Regions from separate parts of the Homo sapiens genome. Here region 1 is linked to region 2. A link is an interaction called in ENCODE POLR2A ChIA-PET data of the cell type or tissue named here. Cell type or tissue: MCF 10A. All regions are shown on one strand. Links, peaks and the distances in the headings refer to the core of each region. The heading gives the core; the rest is flanking DNA.

Evidence for each region. Peaks named below come from ENCODE experiments on the same cell type or tissue, not always from the same donor. Only the 100,000 strongest peaks of a DNase experiment are listed, where the experiment ranks them.
Region 1: POLR2A ChIA-PET joins it to region 2 with 6 read pairs; 4 of 35 experiments call an interaction of 5 or more read pairs at or near these places.

What each region holds. Positions count from the first base shown.
Region 1 is chr12:98,530,363-98,534,761 of GRCh38, reverse strand. It overlaps TMPO (thymopoietin), which reads right to left. Exons shown (of 9, transcript NM_001032283.3): 3 at 2,924-3,082. Among named protein-coding and RNA genes, the nearest start is that of TMPO-AS1, 16 kb to the right of the region's middle. In MCF 10A, for the core only: a CTCF peak has its summit at 1,851 (motif pointing right); a DNase peak (open chromatin) is centred at 1,861.
Region 2 is chr12:98,438,332-98,442,730 of GRCh38, reverse strand. No RefSeq gene overlaps it. Among named protein-coding and RNA genes, the nearest start is that of TRD-GTC1-1, 63 kb to the left of the region's middle. In MCF 10A, for the core only: no CTCF peak of the experiment used is centred there; a DNase peak (open chromatin) is centred at 2,510.

The sequences.
Region 1 (4,399 bases), core at 273-4,272, 92 kb before region 2:
AAAAAGAACAACATCACTGTTCTGAATGTGTAACAAATGTTTAATTCTGTCCTAGGTATAAAGGAGGATGCATATTATTCTATTGAACAGTAAATACTCCTTATATCCTAATTAGAATTTTCTTAGTTTTGGAGAATTGTAAAAACATAAGTAAAGCAGGAAACAGAAAACAACTTAGAGACTAATATGTGATCTAGAAAGCGTTAAATTGTTTGTACCAGGCTTCCTATCTACGCAAATCTTTAGAAAAGACAAGTAGTTCTACACAGGCAATTACTTTTATACTGTAATTTGATGGGTAGAAGCTTAACATTTTGTAATTAGCCCTATCTGGAAACTAAAACAACCTTAACAGAAAAGAAAATGTTGGCATAAAGTACCTGAAAGATAAGATAGATGTCTTTTTGTCCTTAATTTTACTAGTGTTTATTTCCACGCTTTTTAATTACTTTGCATACTTCTCCTCCAAATAATGTTCCACCTTTAAAGGGAGTGGAAGCCAGCTTATTCTTAGAAGCTAAATTAATTTTGCAATCCTTCAGCCAGAGGTATCGACGACCTACAGTGGCATTTCCCATGGTATGGGCAGCCATCTTCACTTCATCAAATGCAGCTTCACAAATATATGAGGCTGCATCATATGTTTTGCTCAGAATCCCAAGCGCTTGGTGGGTACGACTAGGATCTGAGCTAAGAATCTGTGCAGCTTGACTAATGTCTGCCTGCATAGCCTTAGCTACAAAGGCAGTGTGAGTTGCAATCTGCAATGCTGATGCTGCAGCTTCATATGCTCTACAGAGTGCTAAGTCCAACTGCTGATTGCAAGACTCAGTGGAGGCTGCTTGAATACCTCCTAGTGGAGTGGCTTCAGAAATAAACCCTAGGATTTCATCATCTACTTTTGGAACTGATAATATCTGTGTTGCCTCCCTGGAAGAAACTGGATATTTGCATGCCAGTGAAGGCAGCTGCCTGTCAACTTGCTGCCATTCTTCTTCAATTACTTTTAAAATAGATTCATGGAAGGGAAAAGATAGTTCTGAGGCATCTATTTTATCATGCTGTGATTGCTTAGCCACTTCTAGACCTAAGGTAGTGAGTGAATGAGAGACAACAGTTTTGGCAAAAGAAGACATCAGTTCGGATCCAGGTATGTTCTGAAATGCCACAAAGGAACCTGAATCCCTTTCCTCCACTGACTTCTCACTCAGTCTAGGGACTTTTCTTGGAGGAGACAGGAATTCAGTTTCTTGAAACTTAGACTGATCAATTCTCTTCTGTATGTTTTCTACATCCAGTGGGGGCATAGAGTTAGAAGTTCCAGGCAAACTACCTACCCCACCCTGGACCAACAGAGAATTGACATAATCTCTGATTGCCTGGGCAAGTGGCGGAGAAATTAGTTGTGAGCTCTCAGACTCTTCTAGTGCTTTCCTTTTACTGGAGAGAGGCGATTGATCTGAAATATGGGACCTCTCAGGACATAATGGTTGAATTCCACTTTTCTCTCTACCGCAAATATTTTCTACTATGTCTTTATAGTAACCAGTGGTGGTTTCTTTAATCAGTGAAGGAGAAGCTGCAGTAGAGACCAACATGGCACTGTGTTCAGGCTGAGAAGATGACGAAGAACTTTTCTCTAAACACCTATCATGGCTAGACTTGCATGAAATAAACAAATTCCTTTCAGAGGCTAACTTCTGCAACTGTCCCCTGCCAGGCAAGTTTGTGGCAACAAGAGGCTCCCTAGGTAGGTCTCCCTTAGAAGTATGTACTTTCTTAGCTGCCTGTAGTTCGGTACTGCCCAAAGGAGGACGGGTGGAGATTTCAGGAAAAGAAATACCCTGAAAAAATCCACCACCAGAGGGAGTAGTTCCAAGTTCAGAAAAAGGAACAATATCCCTAGTGGACTTCACTTTCTTGTGTTCTTTCTTCTTTCCTGTAGAGGCAAAAGAGGCAGGAAGTTTAAGCATTACCTGTGTTTGAGCTGATTTTATTCTTTGCCTCTTTGCTAAAAATAGTGCTGTCAAAGGAAAAGACTATAATTTCATATTCTGAACTAATCTGCCAGATTTGCCCTGGTAGACAAAGCTTATTGAGATATAAACAATCTGGATCAAAATAAATAATCACAAGTCATATTAATTAAAAGTTTACAAAAATCAAGTTGTATTTATAATTTTTAAAGGACATTTATTTCACATACTATCCTTAAAAAATATTTAAACATCATGATCAAATTTTAAGATACTATACAGTCTACTAAAAATATAGTCAAAATATTTGCTTTAAAGTTGCCCTGAGGTCAGATTAACAAAAACTGCGAACAATTTAAATGCCTATCAATAGAGAACAGAGAAAATATGCCATATTTAAATGCTACCACTATGTATTAATTATGAAGAATAAACAGATATGTAATTAACAGGATTAGATTTCAAAAATAATGGAGTAAGAAAAAGCAAGTGATAAGATTTAGCATACTGTTTATATAAATTTTTTATTCTTAAAGTATAAAATAATACCATGTATTAGACAGATGTGTATGTGAAATATAAAACTTGAAAGACAGGCATTGAATTAATAATAGTAGTTACTTCTGTGGAGGTGATAGGTACAGGTAAGTACGAGAAACTTTGCCTTTACTTGTAATACTTTATTCTCTCAGAAAAATGAGATTTGTAGCAAAAAAGACAAAGTTAACTTGCAATTTCAGGTGATGGAAAATTATGAATTTGTACTATGTTGCTTCTTAGAATTTTCAATAAAAAGTATTTAAATCAAATTACAGAATTACTCTAATGACACGAATAAAATTTGTGTATCTTGCCAATATTGTTTTAAATTTTACTTTCTTCATGGTCACTGAATTTTGAGTGTGAAAAAATTCCATACATTTGATTAACATCATTTAAAATTTTACCTTCTTCATTGTCACTGTATCTGTCAGAATCATTACTTCCATTCTGCCTTGTATTTTCTGCTGAAGAAGAAATTGTTGGCAGAGGAGTAGAAGATCTTGATTCTGTTCCTTGTTCCCTCAGTTTCAAAAGCTTTTTCTCATATAGCTTCCTGGTTGTTCCTGGATTAAGGCAGAACTTGCTTTAGTACCTGTATTGTTTCATTTAGGATGCAGCTCAGACACTATCTTCAGCAACATTTTAAGCTATTTTCACCCTTTATTTTTCTAAACTCAAGTTCTTAAAAAAAAAAATACCATATAATGCGGCCAGACATAGTGGCTCACGACTGTAAACCCACCACTTTGGGAGGCTGAGGCGGGTACATTACTTGAGGTCAGGAGTTCGAGACCAGCCTGGCCAACACAGGGAAACTATCTCTACTAAAAATACAAAAATTAGCCGGGCATGGTGGCACACGCCTGTGATCCCAGCTACTTGGGAGGCTGAGACAGGAGAATCACTTGAAATTGGAAGGCAGAGGTTGCAGTGAGCTGAGATCGCACCACTGTCCAGCTGGGAGAGGAAGTAAGATGCTGTCTTAAAAAAAAAAAAAAAAAAAAAAAGGACGTGGTGGCTGATGCCTGTAATCCCAGCACCTCCAGAGGCCAAGGCGGGTGGATCACCTAAGGTCAGCAGTTCAAGACAAGCCTGACCAACATGGTGAAACCCAGTCTCTACCACAAATACAAAAAATTAGCTGGGCCTGGTGGTGGGCGCCTGTAATCCCAGCCACTCAGGAAGCTGAGGCAGGAGAACTGAACCCAGGAGATGGAGGTTGCGGTGAGCTGATATCGCACCATTGCATTCCACACAACTATATAATGCACTCTTTTTACAACAGGTGGTTTTTTGGGAAATGACATTTCTTTTAATAGCATGAAATACATAGTAGGTTAATACAGGCCTTTCTATAGACCATCTACTGAAAAGCCATGTATGACTATTTTTGACTGAAGTCTTGCATTTATTTTCTCTACTACTACGTAATAGTACTTGCCAAGGTAGAAAAATCACATGTAAGCGGATTGTACCTCTATGAAAAATAACTATGATTAAATTTCCACAACTCTAAGACATTAATATGCCTGTATTCAGTTATGGGGAAAAGAAAAGTTCTATAAATCAGATTTAAATATAACAACTTTGCAGTTAAAATGACCTTTTATGGAAAACACATATCACAAAGCAAAATTGATTACAAATTCTTAATACATTTGAACATCAGTGACAGTTTAAAACCAAAATAGATTTTGTTTTACATTAACTGTATTATCTTTCCTTAACTCCTGGTAAGATGAGCAAAATGATAATGGATATTTTTTAGAAGCAACATGTGTCCAGAAATGTTATATAAATAGCCTTAAGATGAACAGGTCATACATCAACATATAATTTAATGTAGGCTGATATTATAACACACATTTTTCAGTGTCTCC
Region 2 (4,399 bases), core at 199-4,198:
TCCAGATCTTACTCTCTTAGTCACAATGTAGAGGCAGGAAAAGTCTCATTTAGCATTGTTGGACACATTTCACAAATCTTTGTCCCTTGTTGTGTGTTTCAGTGCAAGCACATGTAGACCATTTTTAAGCATTTCCGTTCCTCACCAGCTACCTGAATTCCCTCTGCCTGCATGAGGTCTGCTTGATGGAACTCCTGTTACTGATTGTCCTCTGCATTTTAGTGAACACACCTCTGATGTTGGACTATGCACTGTTGGTTCTATTGCCTGTCTGAAATTAATTTTATTTAATCAAAATAAAAACTTTAATCACATCTCTAATTATAAACCTCTCCTCCCATGTTCTCCCAGAGGCTTGAAGTAGGAAAGGAGGAGGTAAGATCTGCCTTTTTCTTCCACTCTCCACCTTTTTTTGTTTGTTGGTTTGTTTTTGAGACTGAGTTTTGCTCTTATTGCCCAGGCTGGAGTGCAATGGCGCGATCTTGGCTCACTGCAACCTCTGCCTCCCGGGTTCAAGCAATTCTCCTGCCTCGTCTCCCTAGTAGCTGGGATTACAGGCACCCACCACCATGCCTGGCTCATTTTTTTTGTATTTTTAGTAGAGACAGGGTTTCACCATGTTGGCCAGGCTGGTTGTGAACTCCGACCTCAGGTGATCCACCCGCCTCAGCCTCTCAAAGTGCTGGGATTACAGGCATGAGCCATCATGCCCAGCCCCACTCTCTACCTCTTGTCTCACTTGCTAGATGCTCTGGGATTAGCTAGGTAGGAGGAGCTAGAAGTTGAGAGCTATTTTTTTTCCTTTCTTTCTTTTTTTTTTTTTAACCTAGCCAGTCCTACTCTGCAAAAACCTCCTGTGCAGCAAACATCCAACGGACCAAGTCAGCTCCTTCAGCACATAGCCAGCAGGACATCATGGCTTATGTCTGAGCGTTCCAGAGCACAAACAGAGCCTCAGGTTTGCAAGGATAGAAGGCACCCTAAAGATCAGTTGTTTCACTGCTTCTCTTCTCCTGCTCTTTGAACTTGAATCCTCCCTCTTCATTGGTCTTCCAGGATACATATATGGCAGATCCTTAGGGGATCTCAGTACTTATTTTTTAAAAAAATATGTAAATGAGTTTTTTTAATGATTAAAAAAATTTTTTTCTTTTTCTTTTTTAATTTTCAAAAATTTTCCATAAGTTATTGGAATACAGGTGGTATTTGCTTATGTGACTAAGTTCTCTTTTTAAATTTTTTTTGAGATGGAATTTCACTCTTGTTGCCCAGGCCAGAGTGCAATGGTGCGGTCTCGGCTCACCGCAACCTCTGCCTCCTGGGTTCAAGTGATTCTTCTGCCTCAGCCTCCTGAGTAGCTGGGATTACAGGTATCCGCCACCACACCTGGCTAATTTTTGTATTTTTAGTAGAGACGGAGTTTCACCATGTTGGCCAGGCTGGTCTCAAACTCCTGACCCCAGGTGATCTGCCTACCTTGGCCTCCCAAAGTGCTGGGGTTACAGGCGTGAGCCACCACGCCCGGCCATGAGTAAATTCTTTGGGGTGATTTGTGTGATTTTGGTGCACCCATCACCCAAGCAGTATACACTGCACCATAGTGGTAGTCTTTTATCCCTCACCCCTCTCTGTCTTCCCACAAGTCGTCAAAGTCCATTGTATCGTTCTTATGCCTTTGCATCCTCATAGCTTAGCTCCCACATATCGGTGAGAACTTACGATGTTTGGTTTTCCATTCCCGAGTTACTTCACTTAAAGTATTAGTCTCCAGTCTCATCCAGGTGACTGCAAATGCTGTTAATTCATTCCTTTTTATGGCTGCATAGTATTCCATCATATATATATATATATATATATATATATATATATATATATATATATATATATATATATACCACAGTTTCTTTATCCACTCATCAATTGATGGGCATTTGGGGTGGTTCCACGATTTTGCAGTTGTAAATTGTACTGCTATAAACATGCGTGTGCAAGTATCTTTTTCGAATAATGATTTCTTCTCTGGTGGCACCTTATTCTGTTATGGAGATTTTCTTTGAGTTCTTTTGAGGGCAGGGAACAAATCTTAACCATTGCGTCAACATCAGCCCCAACTCAGAGCCTGAAGCCTTGCAGGAACTCAGTGAATGAATGAGTGAATGAATGAATGCATATTTTTGAGTCCCAAACTGGCTTCCCTGTAGTTTCCATAAGGTAGTCCTTGGGTAATTCAGAATGATTTAAATCCCCTCTCTACAGCATCACCTTTAACTATAAAAAGCTATCCTGTCCTAATTAAGTGTTTCATTCTGATTTGATATATTTTCAAACCCTTAAATGATATTCCCACACATCAGTTACAACCTTTTCTGTTTTAGTTATATAATCACCTCCTAAAGAATGTTCTGCTTTCTGGAAGACATTCAGCTTGAGGGTGGGGTGGAAGTGATTGTGTAACTATTGCAAAAGCCTGTGGTTTGAATCTTTCCAAAAGTCTTATCTCAGCAGCCCAGACGCAGTACTCTGCCAATAGTCACAGCTTCTCTGTTTCCCATTGTGTCATCTGCAGACAGCCCTGACGAGGGCGGAGAGCTCATATGGAAAGCGTCATGGTGTGTTTTAAGTGTAACAGAATATCAAATGGGACTTTTCATGGTGTCTTGAAATTTTATCTGAATCCCCAAAGTTGAGAGCAAGAGGTGATAATTATCCCCAGATTTCTGAATAGGATATTAGCACAGACATATCCATGCAGAAATTATGAAGCGACAGCAAAACTAGTATGGTGATTATCAACCTCAGTCATATCCTCCAGCTGAAAAGGAGGAAGGGGATTAGAAAGTGGCCTTGGGGTAGGGATAGTGTCATGGCATTTCCTGTTCTCTTCCTCTGGGGAAACTCTTGAGAGAGTTCAGGGCTCCTGTGGTGTCCTGGGATTGGAGTAGAGTGGAGGAGGAGAGATTATGAAGGAGTGGGTTTGTGTCTTCCGGCATTTAGGGACATAAATGAATGGAAACTAGGGTTTGCTTCCTGCCTGGTGAGTCTGGAATTTGGGGGGGTGGGTGTTGGTTGAAACCACCAGGGAATCCTAAATGAGAGGGTCATAGTGGAACCTGTTTACACAGCCAGAATTTGTAGTGGTGAGGGCATGCGTTTCCGAGGCACTACAATGGAAAACAGCTGGCCTTGAATCAGAAGTGCTGCCTATGGGGTGAAGGGACTCCAGCAATGAGCTGTTATATGCTGTACTTCTGAGCAGGAGCTGAGAAATTTGCAAGAAACTTCTGGGAGAAGGCTGGGCATGGTGGCTCATGCCTGTAATCCCAGCACTTTGGGAGGCCAAGGTGGGTGGTCACTTGAGGTCAGGAGTTTGAAACCAGCCTGGCCAACATGACAAAACCCTATCTCTACTAAAAATACAAAAGTTAGCTGGGTGTGATGGCGCATGTCTGTAATCCCAGCTACTCGGGAGGCTGAGGCAGGAGAATCTCTTGAACCTGGGAGGAGGAGGTTGCAGTGAGCTGAGATTGCACCACTGTACTCCAGCCTGGGCAACAGAAGGAGACTCTGTCTCAAAAAAAAAAAGAAACTTCTGGGAGAAGTGGGAGAGTGCACTGACTTTGAAGGGAGTTTTTCAGCCAGATGGTCCCCACAGAGAGCCTTCAAAAGCCCCACAAATGCTTCCCATTGGAGAGAGCCAGCATCTGGGCTCCTCCTACTGCAAGGCCATGGTATACTGTATTACAAGAGCATCTGCCACAAAGATATATTTGCCCTTCTTCCCTTAATCCCCCTGCTCCCTGACTGGACCCTGGAGAGCCCAGACACAGCAGAGCAAGAGGGAGCCATGTGAAAGAGTTGGAAGAAGAGCAGACAGTTCCTCCTTCCCATGCTGTAGGTCACCACACCAGGCTGAGACTGCACTGAGTACACGATTGAAGTATTTTTTTTTCTTTCCTTTTATTTTCAGGGACAGGGTCTCATTCAATTGCCCAGGCTGGAGTGCAGTGGTCTGATCATAGCTCACTATAACCTCAAACTCCTAGGCTCAAGAGATCCTTCTGCCTCAGCCTCCTGAGTGGCTAGGACTGCAAGAATGCACCACCATACCAAGCTAATTTTAAGTTTTTTGTAGTGATGGGGTCTTGCTATGTTGCCCAGGCTGGTGTTGGACTCCTGGCCTTAAGCAATCCCCCTACCCTGGCCTGCCAAAGCACTGGGAATACACATATGAGCCACGGTGCCTGGCCTGAAGTTTTTAATAGAAATGTTTAATGAGTTTTCATTCTTGAAAGTAATTTCAAAATCTATGAGATAAGCCCAAGATATTGCCCAGAGCTGGGGAAGGATGCTGTGATGTATCATATTCTGAAGGGGTTATCAGAGAAACATGAAACTGTTT